Linked DNA regions of Homo sapiens: region 1 is linked to region 2. A link is a loop called in an ENCODE intact Hi-C map of the cell type or tissue named here. Cell type or tissue: PC-3. All regions are shown on one strand. Each heading gives the region's core, and the rest is flanking DNA. Links, peaks and the distances in the headings are about the cores only.

Region 1 (11,645 bases), core at 2,158-10,157, 130 kb before region 2:
CTGACTTGGAAAAGCAGGTGCTGTGTCATGCACTTGGTGAAAAAGCCCCTACTGTTGGTCATTCCTCTTTGTTTAATGAATATAGAGAAATCTGCTCCCGAGGAAACAGAGAGATAGGAATGAAGATTACTGGAAATGTTTCGTTAAGATATGGGTCAGCATAGCAACTTGACTCCTAGGTATATATCCAAGATAATTGAAAACACATGTCCACACAAAAACCTGTACACAAATATTCCTACCATTATTAACCATAGCCAAAAAGTGGAAACAACCCAAGTGTCCATTAACTGATGAATGGCTAAACAACATGTGGTTCATCCATATAATGGAATATTATTCAGTCTTAAAAATGAATGAAGTATTGATACATTACAACATAGATAAACCTTGAAAACTTCATGCTAATTGAAAGATGCCAGTCACTGAAGAGCCATATTGTATTACTCTAATTACATGAAATGTCTAGAATAGGCAAATTCATAAAAAGCAAATAAAAAATAAAATAGGCAAATAAAAAACCAGATTAGTGATTGATTGGGGCTGGGGAAGGGAGAGATGGGACTGACTACCAATGAGCATGTTATTTCTTTTGGGGATGATGAAAATGTTCTGAAATTCGATAGTGGTGATGGTTGCACATCTCTGTGACCATAATGAAAGCCACTGAATTCTACACTTTTAAAAGGTAAATTTTAAGTATGTGAATTATATCTCAATAAAACTGTTATTAAGAAAAGATTTGGGGCTGGGCACAGTGGACCATGCCTGTCATCCCAGCTTTGGGAGATCGAGGTGGGAGGATCACTTGAGCCCAGGAGTTCCAGAACATAGTGAGACCCCATCTCTATTGAAAAAAAAAGGCCGGGTGGGGTGGCTCACTCCTGTAATCCCAGCACTTTGGGAGGCCGAGGCGGGTGGATCACGAGGTCAGGAGATAGAGACCATCCTGGCTAACATGGTGAAACCCCGTCTCTACTAAAAAATACAAAAAATTAGCCGGGCGTGGTGGCGGGCGCCTGTAATCCCAGCTACTCGGGAGGCTGAGGCAGGAGAATGGCGTGAACCCAGGAGGCAGAGCTTGCAGTGAGCCGAGATCGTGCCACTGCACTCCAGCCTGGGTGACAGAGCAAGACTCTGTCTCAAAAAACAAAAAAAAAAAAAAAAAAAAAAAGATTTGGACCAAAACAGGCATTAACAGACACTACAGAAGGAAACTCAGAGCAGGAAACAAGGTGAATATAAAGAGAACATTTGACTTCTGGGACAGCCAGCCCTACCCCCTCCCAAAAAAACACTTTGGATGAGAACAGAGTAGGTTTAGTTCAGGTTAAAGACAGAGGCAGCCAAATTCAGTGTAGGAAGCAAAGAGAATTATCTACAAAGCTGTACTGACCTTGCATCTTCTCCAGCTGACCCACCTGTAAAGAGTTTACACCTCTCTGATCATGCTGGCCTTGGTAATATGGGTGCTGGTTCACTCAAGGCAAGAAGACCACATTTGAGCTGATGTCATGGTGACAGAAGGTGCACAGGGAAATAAGGGAGAATCACACTCTTCAAACCACAGTAACAAGAAAGGCTTCCCAAGCTCTCAGGAGGTGGCAAGGAAGGTGATAATAGTTAAGTCACCAGCTCAGCTACCAGGGAACTTCACGGTTACACTTGAGTTCCAAGTATATTACCAGTGACACCCAAGAGGCCAGAAGAAGCCTGTGCTCTGTTCCTTCTGTAGTAGCCACCACAGCACCTTGCGTAGGTTGGGCCTATGAGAGCCCTTAGTAAATACTTGGAAAAGGTGGAGAAATTAAGAAATAGATGAGCACACAACTCCAAAGGGCAGGGGAAGTACCCTGAATGACCGAAGCCAGGGCCAGGTGTAGCCTTGGTCAGTGCATTGGAGAGGAACTACCCTTGAATGAGAAAGATAGGAGATGCCTGCTCTTTATCAGAGCCATCCACTCATCCATCACTGGACCTGCCTGGCTGAGTTTAAGCAGGGCCATGTCTCAGGCACACTTGCACACACCCGTCTGCTATGGCATGCTTGGTATGCCTCATTTCTCGCCTTCCTCCAATTCCTGGGCAGAAACATCCTAGAAGATGCACCAGAAGATGCACTTGTCACTATGTCCTTGTCACTATGAAGATACTCTGCCTAAGAGTAGGCCTTTTAAAATTTGTGTTTACTGATTTAAAAACCAAACAAAACAAACCTCTCTGTTCTGTAACTGCTCTTGGTGATCAGGGAGAGCAATGATACTAGGGTGTGATCACATGTTTTCCAGTCCTGTGTTTTTCTCCAAGTCTGGTCCTCTGGGTGAACGTTACGCATTTTAGGGAGCCAGGGAATAGCTCTAACTATGTCTTACAAAATTACCTTAATTATAGATTCGGCCAAGAGATGGGAACTCAGTAACAACTGGCTAAATACCAATTGTTTTAAATAAATAATATGAGTTCAGCAGTGAAAATAATTGGATTTGGGAGTTGGGCAGATCTGGGCTTAAAACCTGGTTACTTCCTTCAGTTATGCCTTTAGTAAGTGTGTATTGATCACCTACAATGTACGAGGCACTCTTTTAGGCATTGACAATAAAAGCACAAATGGGAGAGACAGTCTGTATCTTCAGAGAGCTTACAGTCCCACAGCTACACTAAATACCTGTTATCTTTAAAAGGTTACTAAACCTGCTGGGTGCTGTGGCTCACACCTGTAATCCCAGGACTTTGGGAGGCTAAAGTGAGAGCGGATCACCTAAGGTCAGGAGTTTGAGACCAGCCTGGCCAACGTGGTGAAACCCCGTCTCTACTAAAAATACAAAAATTAGCCGGGCATGGTGGTGAGCACCTGTAATCCCAGCTACTCAGGAGGCTGAGGCTGTAGAACGCTTGAGCCCAGGAGGCGGGGGTTGCAGTGAGCCAAGATCGTGCCACTGCACTCCAGTTTGGGTGACAGAGTGAGACTCCGTCTCAAAAAAGAAAAAAAAGAAAGGTTACTAAACCTTTCTGTGTTTACATCTGTAAAATGAAAACAAAAACAAAAACAAATTTGAAGGTTGTTGTAAGGATTAAATTGAATACCATAAACAAAATGCTTTGAATATTGCATTCAAATAGTATTGCTTCCCTTCTCCTTATATATACCCCCTTGGTATCGTTTTATCATTTGTTACAACGTACTACTACCTTTAATTGAACATTCCTAGCTTAAAGGGAGACCAAATGTGTCAGGGGTTTGAAATGGAAACCCCAAAGCAACTCCATTAGGGAACAGTATGTGTTGTAGTTGAGAACACGGGGGTTGACATCAGAGAGACCCCAATTAGAAACCAACCCTGTTACTTGCTGATTTGGGGCAAGTTATTAACCTCTCTGAGCCTCAGTTTCGTCCTCTGTGAAGGCTAATAACCCTATTCTCCCAGAGTTGTTGGGAGGTTTAGTGAGATGCTATAGGTAAAACACTTAGCTCATTGTCTGGTACATAATAGGTGCTTGGCAAAGATTGTTACTCTTATTTGTTTGTCTTACTTTTAGAGTATCAACTTTTAGGGCTGGCACTGGTCTTGAATAGCATTATGGCCGATTCCTCATTTTACAGATGAGGAAACTGAGTTTCAAAGCAGGTTGGCCAAATCATAAGAACTGGAATCTCTGATTCCTGCCCCAGTTTTCTTTGTCTCTACTTCATGTTCAGGGGTGGAGTTGACTAGAATATTTGTTTTAAGGAACATTAAGCTCACACATGTAGGATGTGGTAGGAAGCCTTCTTCCTTTCCCAATCCTCAGTTTCTTCTTGTACGGTGATGGAGTTGTCTAAATGATTCTACTCAAGGTTCTGAGACACAATGTCTTTCTGAAGAGTAGCTAGGAAACACAGGTAACCATGGACAACTTCATCTGCCCTTGCTAATTTCAAGCTCTTGATCTTCCAAAGATTAGGTGCAAACAGATGGAAGATTCTCACCCATGCCTTCCCCTACAAGGCAACCATGGCTGACCTTCCAGGTGGCTGCTCTTTCAATGGAAGTGATTTTCAAACTGCAGATCATAACTTATTAGTGAGTCTTGAAATAAATTTAGTGAGTCAGTATTTCAAAAATGGAAATAGAAGTGATTTTAAAATATCAAAGTACGCCACAAGTTATAATAATAAGTATTACTTTGTGAAATCTTTGTTATATATGTCATATTTGTGTGTGTGAATTTATGTACTGTGATGTCACAATTTTAAAAATATTTTTTACCATGGGCTGTAGTCCAAAAAGATTGAAAACTACTGCTTTAAGACATAATTTGTGTTGCCTGCAATTAAAAAAAAATTCTCACTTTTAAATTGCACATTATTCATTACTCAACAAATGTTTATTGAGTGCCTACCAAATGCCAGGCACTGTTCTAGGCACTAGGAATACAGCAGTGAACAAAAGAAACAAAAATTCCTGCACTCATGGAGCTTACCTTCTGGTGGGGAAAACACAAGCAATACATAGGTAAGGTACAAAATGTAGGAAACACAGGAGAAAGGCAAGAAGGAAGGATGAGAGGAATGAAGAAAGAAGGAAGGAAGGAGGGAGGGAGGGAGGAAGAAAAAAAGAAAGAAAGAAAGAGAAAGAAAAAGAAAGAAAGAGAGAGAGAGAAAGAAAGAAAGAGAAAGAAAGAAGGGAAGAAAGGAAGAAAGAAGGGAAGAAAGGAAGAAAGCAAAGGACATTCATAAACATTTAACCCAGTAAAAACACTGTTGGCATTTTGGTGTATGTCCTTACAGACTTTTCATCATATGCACATGCCATTTATCTTGCCATTTAGAGGACTTCCAGGTAATAGTCCTCACATAAATGTGCAGGATGCTGCTGACCAAAGTCCTGTCCTCTGAAGCATGAAAGGAGAGGCTCTGCTTTCCTCTCTGCCTGCTTCCCTCCTCCCGCTCCTTTCTCTTCTGTATTAATTGCACTACTAGGCCCTTGGCCTTGGACACAGAGACTTCTGCTGCATGTTAATTAGGCACAGCACCAGCTGACCCTGCTCACTGGGAAGTTCTATGTCAGAGTTCTGTTGCATACTGACCTTTAATAGCCTTAATGATTTAATCATTTTATAGATTGAAAACACTGAGGTCCAGAGACGTTGTGACTTGTCTGAGTTCTCACAAACGATAAACGGAGGCAAGAGTCTGAAATGCTTCGTGCTCCAGCGCCTGAGAGCTCTGGTTTGGCCCCTTCATCTGCCGTGCATTTCACCTTCCTTTCTTATTGTGCCAATATAGTAAAAATAATTTTTTTTCTAACACTAAGCTATTATTTTAAGTTTCTGTTTTCTAACAGGTACAAACTGGTTAGACTCGTCCTGGCTTAAGTGACCGTTAATTTAGTAAATCTCCTTGGATTTTGTGACTGTTACGCTAAAAGCCTTAAAAATAAATGTAGTAAGAAGCTGCCCTTGGGTCCAGCAGAGAAGAAGATAAAATTGGATCCTTTTCAAAGCCAGTGTTTACACTCAGATGCCTCTGGCTTTCTCATTTACTTTAATAAGCTATTTCACGAGGTAACTTTATCTTTACAGATACTTTTTTTTTTCTGAAGGAGAGATGGTTTTTAGCAGAGAGCAAGGAACTTAAAATCAAGAGGTTTGCGCTCTAGTCCCAATTCTGCTCAGTAACCCTAGACCAGTCACCTGCCCTCTGTGAGCCTAAGACTGGATGAGGGGTTTCTAAGCTGTGGTCAGTGGGGCCTCAGGATTTCCATGACGTATTTCTGGGCTACTGCTGGAGACCTACAGTGAAGGCTCAGAGGCTGCCGTCCCAGAACCACACTGCCCCCTTGTCTCCCTCCCTCCCCTACTCAGAGCAGCTCTCCTTTTATTTGTTTTAAAGGGGAGAGTCTGCATAAGATTTTATTTAAAAGAAAAGTTCTGCTGTTGTTAGTATATAAAAATCACCAGAACAGTTAGATGATCTGAAAGATCTTTTCCAGCTCTAACATTCTGGGGTGTCTGAGTTTAAAGATCGGCTCTTGCTTTACTTTTTTAGCTACCTCTTTGCTCCACGGACATGCAAACCAATCATCTCTAAATTATAAATATTCTCTCTGCTGCCCCCAGCTGACTGCTAGCTATGTATTATGCTGGCTGTAAAGATCCTGGAAATGAGCTTGTCTGCTACTCCTGCCCTAATAGTGTTGTGACCAGCAGGGAAGAACATTTGTAGCAGTACTTATTTGCTGATCAGGGATTTTATTTTTTTTTTAAGCTTGCATTTGCTTTAACCGCTTAGGAAAAACAGTTCCAGAACTATCCCCAGCCCTGACCAGCACAGCAGCATCCTCATTCGTATGCTGCTGCTTTGTCTGGCAAAAGGCATTCTACCATGCCATTCCTAACCGCTCCCCACTGTGGTAAGCAGCTATTCGGATTGGATCCCACATCCTCTCTTGGATATTTTGTTTTTCAGGCTGTCTGTCTTACTGCATGCTCCCAAAGTTTCCTCTGAAAGCTAGTGATCTTTGGCTGCCACTGCAGTCCGGCCAGGCCTGAGCCAGGCTGTGCCTGCCCAGCCCTACCTAGAGCACCACAGACCTTTCTGGTGCTGATTTATTTCACACGCACTGTGCCTGCTTTGCCCAGAGTAGAGCAAGACCAATTTTTCCTTTACAAATACATGATTTAAACTTTCATCAAAAATTAACTGGTGCTAAAAGCAGACAAAGACAAATCAGCATTTTCTACTCACTACATGTCAGTAAGGTTCAAGAATTTGCTGCTAGATGTGTAAATCAGGATATAGGATGGGAGAAGCAAACACTGATCACACTCTGAGTGTTCCTTACCTCCCTTCATCCTTATAATAACCCTCCTAGGTAGATATTCTCATCTCCATTTGTTAGAGGAAGAAACAGGCTGGGGGAGGTAGAATAACTTGTGTAGACACACAGTTAGGAAGTGGCAGATGCAGGAATTGAACTTGTTCTATCTGGCACCAAATGCCTTGTTCTTTCCACGACACCATGCTGCCTTCTTGATGAGCATGCTGACTCATTTGGGAAGTTATGTAAGCTTGCAAATCACATTGAGATTCCCAGATAATGTGACTGCATAAAGAAGAACAAGGTGCTGCCACGAGTGGCTTTGGTGCAGTGACAGAAACACAGGGGAGAGGCTCTGCACTGTCGAGAAGGGGTCAGCAAAGCTGTTGAGAGGAGATGGGCTGCACCAGTGGGCCCCAAACCACAGGCAATCATTTATCTCTTCCCTTCCCAACCTGTTCTGCAAATAAACAGATTTTAATTATAAATATATGAATAAAGCTATCTATCCATTTAATTCACGTTACTGAAAATCCAGTCCAAGCTTTGACCACCTGCAGAAGGTATGCCAAAGGTGCCCAGGGTCAGATGGCTTGGCACCACTCCAGTCACCTGCATCAGGTGAAATAAGCAAGGTAGGTCTTTAGCATCATCCACATATGCTTTTATTGACTAGAGGAGTGTCATAATCAGATTTGCACCTCGGGAAGTTATCCCAGGCCTCTGTCGGGAAAGGGAGAAGGGAGGCAATGCAGCGGTGCTGTCAGTGCCCCGCCCACGTCCAATTAGTATGCACCCCACACCCCCAAGGCCTGTGACCCTCTGTGCTCTGGCTTGGCAGCATGCATAGCCCATACACAGTGCAGGAGTGCAGGCCAGATGTGCTGGGGGGTTGATGTCCCTGAGATCAGCCCTCAAACAATGAGGAACAGGAGAGTTGATGGGTAAACACCCCAGCTTCCTTGCCTGTTGGTTGGGATAACTCTTAAGTCGTATTCTACTCTGTGTCTCAGAGTTTCTCAGTGAGGTGGAGCTCCAGTGGAGTTTCTCAGTGGCATGGAGCTCGGCAGTGCTTAGTAACACATCCTTTATTGGCTTCTTTCACTTCCCTGTCCTGCTCCCTGAATCAGCTCCCAGGGATTCCTGAGATCACCTCTCAAATGAACTATTTATAGTAGAATCCATGTTTCAGGTTTCGTTTCCAGAGGAAGCCAGATAAAGACCATTCAGAAGCCGGTGTGGTGGCTCATTCCTGTAATCCCAGCACTTTAGAAGGCTGAGGTGGGTGGATCACTTGAGGCCACGAGTTGAAAACCAGCCCGGCCAACATGATAAAAGCCTCATTTAAAAAAGAAAAAAAAACACCATTCAGTACTTTGTGCCGAGATGGATAATGTGCACTAGACAAAGGGAACAGAAGTAGGAATGGAGAAGAGGGGGTTGCTATGAGAAATATTCACTCTGAGATTTAGAACTTCAAAATAAGAAACTCCTACATTTAATAGCAGTAATTAAAAAAAAACTAACCCCTAATTTTAAAAATAGGCTAAGGACTGGAATAGACATTTCTCCAAAGAAGACATACAAATAGCCAGCAGGTATAAGAAAATGTTCAACATCACCAATCATCAGAAAAACGCAAATCAAAACCGTAATGAGATACCACCTCACACCTGCTAGGATGGTTGTTATATATATAAAGATAACAAGTGGTGGTGAGGATGTGGAGGAAATTGGAACCCTCATATGCTGTTGGTAGGAATGCAAAATGGTGCAGCCACTATGGAAAACAGTGTGAAGTTCCTAAGAAAATTAAAAATAGAACTACCATATGATCCAGCAATCCCACTTCTGGATATTTATCCAAAAGAATTGAAATTAGGATCCCAAAATGATATTAGTATACCCATGTTCACTGCAGCACTATTCACAATAGCCAAGATGTGAAAACAACTTAAATGTCCATCAACAGATTAATGGATAAAAAGAAAATGTGGTACATACATACAACGGAATATTATTCAGCCTTAAAAAGGAAATTTGGCAATGTGTAACAATACAGATGAACCTTAAGGACATTACACTAAGTGAAATAAGCCAGTCACTGAAAGGCAAATATTGCATGACTCCACTTATATGAAATATCTAAGATGAAGTATCTATGATTCAAATTAATAGAATCATAGAATGGTGGTAGCCAGGGCTGGGAAGAAGAGGAAATGGGGAATCACTAACAATGAGCATTGTGTCTCAGTCAAGCAAAATAAATAAGCTCTGGGGAGCTGTTGTACAACCTTGTACCTATAGTCAACAATAATGTATTGTACACTTAATATTTTGTTAAGAAGGTAGATCTCGTGTTAAATGTTATCACGATTTTAAAAAACTGGTTAAATGGAGGGGTAAGAGAGAAAGGAGGGAGAGAAAAGACTCTACAAGAATTCTGAGTCTCTGGCTTAAGCTCCTGGGTGGATACTGATGCCTTACACTGAACTAGAGAATACATTTCAGGGGTAAGAAAGTAAATCCAATTTTGGATATGTAGGAGAAAGTGACATCTGGCTCTGTGATGTCATTTGCAAAAATGAAAGTGCCCCCTTTGCCAAAAGCATCTTCCCAAACCTCTTACCATAGGGCTTGAAATTCTCTATTACTCACTTATTTGGCTTGCTTTTTCCAGAACACTATTTTTAAAATGCTCCTGAGATTATTGATACTTTTGTTACGTGTGATAATAGCATTGTGGTTATGTAGAAAAAAACCTCCTTAACTGTTAGAAATACATGCCAAAGTATTTAATGGATAATATAAAACACTGTGAGGGACTGCTTTCAAATAATCCAGCAAAAAGAAAAATGAAGGGTATATCTAGGGGGATGGATAAAACAACATGGAAAAATATTTAAAATGATAAAAGCTGGAGAATGAATACAGTGGGTCCATTATACCATTTCCTCTACTTTTGTGTGTGGGAAGTTTCCATAACAAAAAAAAAAAGAAGTTACCCTGGTATTTTTAAGATGCTCTTGGCAGGATATCTTATCCAATTGTCTTTAACACCTGTGAAAGAACAACCACAAAAGTGTGTTTTGAAACTTTGGTTGGATTTCATATATTTAGAATATTTAGAAGAAAAGGAGGCTGGTTCTTTCAAAAAATAGACTTGTGAGGAGCTGGATTTTAAAAGAGAGAAGAAACCAAGATTCAGATGTAGAATTTCATATGTTTTTGCCAACCATGTGATTCCTTCCACCATTTTCCAGAGCATAAGAAGGCATCTCATGACCCTCCATCATGCCTTACCACGATGGTCCCACATCAGGGCCTTTGTGTGCATGCTGTCATTTTATCTCCAAAACGCTCTCTAGGCACCCATTTCAAAGATGAAGGAACTCAGGCTGGAGAGGTCAGGTTTTCTGCCTATAGACCATAGAGTAATCAATTCCAGGGGCATTGGGAGAAGGGCCCAGGTTTGACGTTCCATGTATCTGACTCCAAAGTCTGGTATATTCCACAGCCTTCAGTCTAGTTTGCTGTGGTTGACCTTAGGTCACCTTGCCATTCCAAGAAGTGGTCATTCACAAACTGGCTTCAGCAGAATTGACTTTCTGGGAATCAGCCTGCTTCTGCTGAGGACAAGCTTAAACCAACAAAAATCAACAGCATGCCTCCTTGGGCAGGGACAATAGGGTGATAGAGTTCATAGACTAAGTGAGAACTGTCAGGAAAGCATTGTGTCCGTTTCCTCCAAAGCCTTGAGGCATTGGCAGGGTTTGACAGGAAGGGTGGAGGTGGGCACAACACCTAGAAGAGCAACTGGGTGAAAAGCAAAGATAAATGGAACTGTAAAAAAGCATATAATTCCATAAGCAAACATAAAATGCTTTAAAAAGTGGTGTTTCCTTATCTAAGTACTTACTGATGCTTTTTAGAAAACCAATCTTAAGGCTGGGGCCGGCGGCTCATGCCTGTAATCCCAGCGCTTTGGGAGGTCAAGGCGGGTGGATCACCTGAGGTGAGGAGTTCAAGACAAGCCTGACCAACATGGCAAAACCCCGTCTCTACTAAAAATATAAAAATTAGACGGGTGTGGTGACGGGTGCCTGTAATCCCAGCTACTTGGGAGGCTGAGGCAGGAGAGTCACTTGAACCCAGGAGGCAGAGGTTGCAGTGACCCAAGATTGCACCACTGGACTCCAGCCTGGGTGACAGAGGGAGATGCTGTCTCAAAAAAAAAAAAAAAACCAACCTTAAAGTCAAGCAAAGGAGATAACTAAGTAAATTATAATTATTTCCTACTGTTGGAGTATTACATGTCCATAGTTTATGGATGTTATTATCCATAATAAAGATTATGGAAAACTGTTTATTTAAAAAATTTAACTGAAAAAGCAGAATATAGAATACATATAGGATAAGGGCAGTCAAGATGGCCGAATAGGAACAGCTCCGGTCCATAGCTCCCAGCATGAGCGACGCAGAAGACGGGTGATTTCTGCATTTCCATCTGAGGTACCGTGTTCATCTCACAAGGGAGTGCCAGACAGTGGGCGCGGGACAGTGGGTGCAGCACACCGTGCACAAGCCGAAGCAGGGTGAGGCATTGCCTCACTTGGGAAGCACAAGGGGTCAGGGAGTTCCCTTTCCTAGTCAAAGAAAGGGGTGACAGACGGCACCTGGAAAATCGGGTCACTCCCACCCGAATACTGTGCTTTTCCAACGGGCTTAAAAAACGGCACACCAGGAGATTATATCCCGCACATGGCTCGGAGGGTCCTACGCCCACAGAGTCTCACTGATTGCTGGCACAGCAGTCTGAGATCAAACTGCAAGGTGGCAGCGAGG
Region 2 (8,798 bases), core at 47-8,046:
ACAGGGACAGAAAGGTAAGGAACACAGAGAACAGGGACAAAGTTTGGACCTCCCGTATTGTCACTTCCTTTCATTTTTCCATTAAAGGGTAAGGCTGAAGGGTAGCATTTTAAGATGATTTTGTTAAAAGGCTGTGATGGTAATAATTGAACACAGCAAGATGAGCTGTGAAAAACTGCCACTGCTTGCTCACTCTTCCAAAGGATGAGTGTAATTCAGTCATAATGAAGGCTCTTTAATGTTCCTGCCCCAAATCTTTTCCGATCAGGAAAGCCTGGAATCTGTAGGCAAGAAAGATAATTGCATTAAGTCTCAAGCAATAAAAGTTCAAATACTAATAGTAATTTTTCCCTTCTTTTCCATTTCTGTATGTCAGCCTGCTGTTTCTTAAAAAAACAACTTTCTGAGGTTTTACTCAGAAAACCACAGATTAAATAATAAAAATAAATCTTACCCAAATGGAAAACATTTCCCAACAAATTGGTGATAGTGTCATCTAAATCAGAAAGAATGAAGGTAAATCTCATAATACCTACTAGACTTTTATAGAAATTATTTGTATTGTGACAGACCCTGAACGTATACTCTTGGAGTCCCAAGCAAATTATTTTCTTCTTCTATTTTATAATGTAATCTTATTCCTAGATTATATTTGTTTCCTAGATCCTTATTTTCCCTTTGTTCTGATTTTCTCCTTTTGTATTTAACAGGATAGAAGGAAATCAGTTGCTTGTGCCTATAAAGGGCTTTCCCCAACTTTTTAAAACTACTTCTGAACTTAAATTTGGAAATCACCTATCAAAATTTAAGAATCTATTTTATCAAGAAAAGAGATACCAACCTGATTACCTTCTCTTAAAAAGTATCTCTTCTCTATGACCTGTGAAAAACAAAGATTTTAAAGGCTTAGCACACATACCTGCAAAAAGTGGCTAACTGCAACGACCACTAATGGTACTAAAAGGAATATATCCAAACTAAGAATCTTTTCCATAGCAGTAGACATGTAGTACAGTCAGCTAAAAATCTGGTGTTAATGAGATCAGAATTGTGAGAGTATTTCCATAAAAGCCTGCCTCATTCCAAAACGCATTAATGATAGATCAAAAAATAAATGAATAACAAAAACTAAATAATGATAGAATGATATAAGATCCTATGCAATTCTTAGAGTATGACAGCAAATCTGACTCTAAGTTTCCTAGCAGTCAGTCCCAAAAGGTACTAAACAGCATCCATAAAATAAAAAAAGCACTTGCCTGCTACAATAGTCTTGTCTATTTCTTAAAGAGGGGACTGTTTAACATAGCAAACCACCACATCCCTATAGTAAGTGGTGACAAATTCTATATGTCCTCAATATAGACAGATGACACAACATCAAAAGCAGTCTAATGACTGTTGTAAATTGTCTACTTTTTTTTAACTAACTGCACCCTTACTTCAGTAGTTTCAGAATTACCTGCATTTGATAAGTAGAAAAAACATGTTCAAGCAGCAGATGTATCTGCACAAATCCATCACCATTATTGAAAAGAAACCCTCAAAATATATGTCCAAATGTAATAAGTTTAAGAGCACCATGTTTTCATTTTTTCCCAAAACTGCTGTAAACCCTAAAGAGCACCATGTTTCCAGATGATGAAAAACATTTTCAAGAATAATAAATTCTGTTCTGACACTTGAGAAACTGCAATGGTTACAGAGGAAGTATTATAAATGGTCTCTGATTTAGGATGGCTTGACTACGATTTTTTGACTTTATGGTGGTGTGAAAGCAACATGCATTCAGTAGAAACTGTACTTTGAGTGCCCATACAATGGGCACTTTTTTCACTTTCAGTATAGTATTCAATAAATTACATGAGCCATTCACAACTTTTTAATAAAATAGGCTTGTGTTAGATGATTCTGCCTAACTGTAGGCTAACATAAGTGTTCTGAGCATGTTTAAGGAAGGCTAGGCTAAGCTGCGATGCTTGGTAAGTTGGGTGTAATAAATGTATTTTTGACTAACAATGTTTCCAATTTACAAGGGGTTTACTGAGATATAACCCTATCGCAAGTTGAGGAATAGCTGTATTTTCTTTACATAGACCTGCTGTGATAAGAAAAGTTAATCGGATAATAATACAGATCAGCTGGAGATGAACTCTAAGACATTCAAATCTGAAATTATGCAGCTAAGAGTTCCTCTGAATGAGAACAGACCAGCTTGCTCTCTCTGGTGCCACAGCCATTCATCCAGATTCAACACCAAGACCATTCATCCAGATCCAAGACCAAGACCAGCTTGCTCTCTCTGGTGCGACAGCCATTCATCCAGATTCTTGCTGTCTTGGAGACTATAGCTGGATTATTTTTAGCCACAAGACACCAGGGCAAAGTTGCATTCACTTACCCCAGAGGTAGAAAAGTTGGTTTATCATTAGTGTACATCTTAAAACAATCCCACAAAAACCAAGAAGGAGACTGATTCCCTTTCCTCTCTATGGCAGGACAGGAAAATCTGATTATTCTGGAGCGTGAGGAATTACTACTAGTTGAAAGAGGCTGGAGAAGGAGTTAGACTTCCTTTTGGAGAAGAAATCTTTTTTTTTTGTTTGTTTCAGATGGAGTCCTGCTCTGTCACCCAGGCTGGAGTGCAGTGGTGCGATCTCGGCTCACTGCAAGCTCCACCTCCTGGGTTCACGCCATTCTCCTGCCTCAGCCTCCTGAGTAGCTGGGACTACAGGCGCCCGCCACCACACTCAGCTAATTTTTTGTATTTTTACTAGAGATGGGGTTTCACCATGCTAGCCATGATGGTCTTGATCTCCTGACCTCGTCATCTGCCCGCCTCGGCCTCCCAAAGTATTGGGATTACAGGCGTGAGGCACCGTGCCCGGCTGGAGAATAAATCTTTATGCTAAATTCTGGAAGAACTGATGTATAGAAAACTGGGTGAAATCTGGTTGTCAGCTCCTTTGGTTTCAGGCAACCACCTCAGTCTGGAGGTCTGGCCAACCTCCTAACCCACATACATTTTGTTGTGATTCAGGCAATAAAAGAGAAGTTACCTTTTTGGTTTTGGTCATAATTCTTTACCCCTGACTTGCAATGTGTACTCCTGATTTTTTAAAAAATAAAGCCTTGCCTGACAACTCGGATTATACCAATCAATAACCCAGTTTCTCTAGGATGTAATTTAGTATATCTTATTTTTTAATTTTAGAACTAATAAAATTTTAAATTTAAACAACATACTGTGGGATCTTTCCAGGTCAGGGCAGATCTATAAGATGTTGCTCATAAGGGACAGAATTTTGTATTGATGGGGCCATAGATCTAAACCAAATGGAAATTCTTATATTTTAAGTTTGAAAACAATGTGGGCAAAAAATCTGGCTCCTTGCAGTGCTGCACAACATTTTTCATGTCATGGCACACGTAGAAAATGCTAATATTTGTATAGCACACTGGAGAAAATGGAAGCGGTTGCCAATCACCCAACCCCCCCACCCTGAGGACCCTGGCTGCTCTGAGAACTGAGGGAAATCAGCATCTAGGCACATCTGTACCCTATTTCCCACATATCAGTTAAGAAGTTTTGCAGTGAAGCAAAATTTTCCTAGTGGCCTAATATTAATCGAGGAGGGTGCTGGAGCTTATCTAGTGCTGATAAAAAGGCCAAATATTAAATCCCAAATTATCTAAAGGTGGGGCTTATCCAATGCTGAACAAAAGGGCCAATTATTAAATCCCTAAATAGTTAAAAGAAAAAAATGATTGATAAAGAAGAGCTATGGGGAAGATGATTTTCTTAGGAGATGTCACTTAAAAAGAAATATAACACAGGAATTAACCTTTTTCAATAATACATGCAGAAAGACATCCTGTTTTACCTTACTATGCAATGTGAGCATTGGACAAACAACTTAAACTTGGTCAATACTATGTGCAATAAAGTTGTATGGCTTTGTGAAGGAAAGACAAAGAGTGCTCTAATTTACCAGTATGCTGAGTCATTCTACATTTTCCTTCCAGCTGAGGACAATAAAACAATGTTAGCAGAGAGTCAATAATTGGAATGCAAATATTTCTGAGAGGGAAACACTAGGAAATCAAGAAGACATTACCTTAAAAGGTAACAGTAACATTTATGTAGAGAATATTAACAGCTAGGAGAGCAAAAAGAACTCAGGGCTTTAAGCAGAATCTCCTCAGTTCAGTGCCTTTATGGGGGTGGGAGGGTGAATAAGTGAAAAAAAGAGCTAGAAAATGGGTAAGTAGAAATTCTTTTAAAGAGAGGAATTAGATATCTTTTTAAAACCCCCATTTAAATCCAGTAGCTTTTGCCCTTTACTTAGAGAACACTGGTGATGGAATAAATACGTCAGCAGGCCTTGGGCAATTATACCAACAGATAAGAGAGATCAAAACAAGGATTATTCCAGGCTGTGAAGTTTTGGACAAAAAAATAAAGGTCATAGGATTCTACAAAAAAATTTTAAACTCTCATAATATATAAATTAAGTTTAAAAATAACTTAATTGAAACCATTACCTTATCAAAAAACCTACTGAGCTTGACAGCATTGGAAGAACCTGCAGCTAAGTACCGTGGATTTGTGCAGTCCTAGAAGATAAAACATAAGATCCACAATTGAAAGTTAGGAAACCCAAGCTCGTTGCTATTCATAACTTATCCTGTTGCATATTTCTGTAGGCATAATACTATTAGGCACAATACTCTCACAAAATATTCAAATAATTTTCAAATTATGGTGCACAAAGGAGGAAAGTATTAAAGGAAAATAAGGTCACTTAATCTTTGTAATTTAAACAATTTTAGAGTATACCAAATCAGTGTATTCATCATCAAATAATTCATAGAGGAAGACAAGATTACTAATATTTTACTAATATCAAAACCAAGGTACTACTGGAGTGACCTACCTACATTTACCCCGAAAACCAGAGAGAGAGAGCCATGAAAAACAGTAAGCATTTCACTTTTAGTACTAGTTAATCACCAGTGCTCAACTAATTTAGTACTATGCAGTTCATATGAATCGGAGAAAGCAAGAAAATAAGGATTTAGAGGTGCAAAGAACAAACAGAACAATTGCCAAGGATTTCTCTTTAGATGCAAGGTACTACATCTTTTGGTAGGCCACAAAGATATATTATTTTTGGTAATAAACATCTACTACTATTGTTTGATAATAAAGATATATTACTACTCTTTGATGGAATTTTATTATAGGGAAAAAAAATGGGCCCAGAAGGGACAAAACGATCTGGAACATTAATCATTACAATAACTTTAAAACCTTAAAAGGCCTACTATCCGCTGGAATTCCAGTCTAGCTGTTTTTTTTTTTTTTTGCTTGTCACCATTGACTTGTGACCTTGAGAGATAGAGTACTTTGATTTTTACCTGAAATGTACCTAAGACCAAACTATAAGGGCTATCATGTAAGCTCCTTTGCAAGTATGAAATTTTGTCTTTTAGCTATAGACCCTCTGTGCCCCTAGAAATTACTGAAATTACTATTATTACATTTATTCTGTTTTTGCAATCTCCAGGCCCACATGATTCCTTTCTAATGAAGCCTCCTATTTTATTCATATGCAACATTTCAAGGCTCACACTTTAAATTTTAGCCAGAAATGATAATACATTCTCTAAAACCACAAAAAAGAGAGGCTACAACAAAGTTGTCAAAGATCACAGAGTACTAGAAATTAGGGGTCTTCAAAGCCAGCAAGCAATAAATCAGAATATCCATCCCAACATTTCTACTCTGTGTAACACTGGTTAGGGTACTAAACCTTTAAATTTGGGCTTACTGATTTGTGGAATGGGGATAACAATATTTTATTTCACGGGATTTTTGTGAAAAATTAAATAATCCATACCTGGACATACTGGGTAGTAAAATATTAGTCCTCCTCTCTTCAATCTAAGAAAATGCTAGCAGATTGAATTTTCAGGCACAACAAGCACTTACCACAATAAAGATAATTCCATATATGGATTATGTAGACTGAAACATCATTGCACTAACTATGGTATTTGAAATAGTGTTTGAACACATTTCTACAGCAATTGGGGCATATAAGAGACAAACCTTAGATCTGTGGTAGAAATGTTTTATAAAATAGATATTGATTAGCTAGTCATCAGAATGTCAAAAGTTTGAGACAATTCTAAATAGAGCTGAAGTACTAAATACAAAAACTAAAGCAAACAACAAGCAAACAAAAAAACACCCCCAAAACCTTAATTCTATGGTTCCATAATTTCAGGTCGACCAGCCTAGAGAAACACTATGATTTTTGGGATAAGAAATTTAGAGCTGAAAGAGCCATCTGCCATTTATCATGGCTGAGGGAAAAGCCTGAAAATTAATAGCTCCAAATAGCTTGACTGAGCTTGAGAAAGGACTATTAACTAGGGAAGATACTTCAATATGATCGCTTCAAAGTAAATACGTAACAGAGAAAAGTTTTTACAGGGTACAATAAGCCTAACAGGATTTTAGAAAATAAGTAATGGTTCACCTATTTATAATTTAAACAATTTGCATGTATTCAGGCAGTTATTTATTAACTCTGATTCCACCTTTGATGTATACATTTGTTAATTCTTACTTTTCTACAGTTTTAAGGAAATTTATACAGTAACTGATGTTAGCACTAATAATGTTACATTAGTTTTTATTTGAGGCTTTATATTTAATTGCTGAATTTCTGATTGCTATTTCTTTTTGAAACTCTTGTATTCAATTTTCCTCCTCATTTTTTCTTCCCTGCATTCTCTGACCCTCTCCTATTGTTATGTGTGCTGTGTTCTTGAAGCTGTACACTGATAAAGGCCAAAAACATGTTATATTTGAACTCTTTGGAGACTGTATGTGCTAAAGTCTCACTACCTGAGTACCTTTACATCTGACTCACAGTTAAAAGATGGCCTTGGCTTTGTAAGGCAAGTAGGAATAACACACACACACACACACACACACACACACACACACATGCACGCGATTATCAGAGAAACCCACAGGCACTAGAAACAGATACATTCTAAAATATATTAAAGTAAGCGCTGAAACAAATTAAGTGTTTTCAATGGTAAATTTCTCTTTGGAAATAATGTTCAAAGTAATCTCAGCACTTCTTCAACAAGAATATTATATATCTATATAGCAAGAATCCTTTGGAATATCATGGTTCAGTGCTGACTACCTGGGGTATGCACATCAAATATTCCATTGTGGCAGCTGAGAAAAATGAGGGGCTCTCCGCTGCAAAGCAGAATGTAAAAAACAATGGAATGGCAGGCAGAAGCTGGGGGTAGAGGTGGGGCTGAACCAAGCAGTGTTCATAAACATTGATTCATAGAATAAAGGCATCAGAAGCACCTGAGTTATTTGTTAAAACTGCAGATTCCTGGTCCTCCTGCCAGGCTTGATGAATAAAAAGCTCCAGCTGTGGGACGGTTATTCAAAATTTTCCATAGGTACTATTGGTAATATAAATACACAATCAGATTTGGGTAACTGTTGGTCTAGATGATTTCTAAGAGTTTTTTCAGCTGCCAAATTCTCAAGGTGAGTTGAAGGATTAATTAAGTGCAAAAGAGGCTTAACTGTAGAGCACAGGCTCTGAATCTGAATACCCTAATTGACCTGGGTAAACTTCCTTGGTCTTGTTACGTCTCTCCTTCTTATCTTTAAAAAGAGGATAGTAATAGTACCTGTCTTATAGAGTTGATTGTGAAGATGATGCATGTGAGATAATGTATGTAAATAACTAAAACAGTTTTCAACCCGTAAGTGCTCAATAAATGTTGCTCACTAGTACTATTACACCACCACCACTGCATTTCTGGAATGCCAGTGCACAGTTGCAGAAATCCTATTTGTGAACAACATGACCATGACTGAAATTGCTGGCCAGGATCTTTTTCTGGGATCCTAACAGGCTTACATGACAACCATTTCTTAGCTTTTTTACGCGCTCAGTTCTCATTGAGCTAGTTATCTCATCAAGGGACTCAATCCTCTATATATGCATAAGTGTACATAAATTAGTCCTTATGAAGCACTCCTAGTTTAAGGTTTGCAATTTTTTCATGTATTTGTTACGTTGCCCTTTAAGGTAAAATTTGTAGTTTAAGAAGCTAAGAGGCTTTTTAAAAGCAAGAATAATATGCTTATAGTGCCACTTTAATCAATTTATTTTAATTTTGGTGTGATTTTAAAAACCTTTCTCAAGAAAAAGCCCATGGGCCAGGTGCAGTGGCTCGCGCCTGTAATCCCAGCACTTTGGGAGGCCAAGGAGGGCAAATCCAGTCAAGAGTTCAAGACTAGCCTGGGCAACATGGCAAAACCCCATCTCTACTAAAAATATTTAAAAAATTAGCTGGACATGGTGGTACATGCCTGTAATCCCAGCTACTCAGGTGGCCTAAGCATGAGAATCGCTTGAACCCAGGAGGTAGAGGCTGCAGTGAGCTGAGAACGCGCCACTGCACTCCAGTCTGGGCGACAGAGCGAGACTCTGTTTCAAAAAAAGAAGCCTATGATTTAAATTATTCATAGAATAAAGTTGGAACATTCCAACAGACCAACATAAAAGGCTGAAGTGACTGTGCACATCTCTCAGTCTAGATATGTTGATTCCAATCTTGACTACGTTTAGACTAGAATCCAAATAGCCTGATTTCAAGTATAAAGCTTCTTTCACTAGAATATATTATTTGAATATGTCTTCAGTTTTGTCTTTACCCGATAATAATACAAGCATGCA

The links. A loop is a pair of places that touch in the nucleus more often than their neighbours do. Peaks named below come from ENCODE experiments on the same cell type or tissue, not always from the same donor. Only the 100,000 strongest peaks of a DNase experiment are listed, where the experiment ranks them.
Region 1: a loop joins it to region 2, with 3.0 times the contacts of the local background. A loop is called at or near these places in 3 of 110 quality-filtered maps.

The regions. Positions count from the first base shown.
Region 1 is chr3:120,561,800-120,573,444 of GRCh38, forward strand. No RefSeq gene overlaps it. Among named protein-coding and RNA genes, the nearest start is that of NDUFB4, 29 kb to the right of the region's middle. RefSeq lists a silencer at 2,844-3,047 and a cis regulatory region at 10,319-10,539. In PC-3, for the core only: CTCF peaks have their summits at 6,093 (motif pointing left) and 6,297; a DNase peak (open chromatin) is centred at 6,092; H3K4me3 peaks cover 836 bases.
Region 2 is chr3:120,689,608-120,698,405 of GRCh38, forward strand. It overlaps RABL3 (RAB, member of RAS oncogene family like 3), which reads right to left. Exons shown (of 8, transcript NM_173825.5): 6 at 4,546-4,617; 7 at 842-880; 8 at 1-281. The coding sequence ends at 216. Among named protein-coding and RNA genes, the nearest start is that of HGD, 12 kb to the left of the region's middle. In PC-3, for the core only: no CTCF peak of the experiment used is centred there; a DNase peak (open chromatin) is centred at 3,994; H3K27ac peaks cover 936 bases.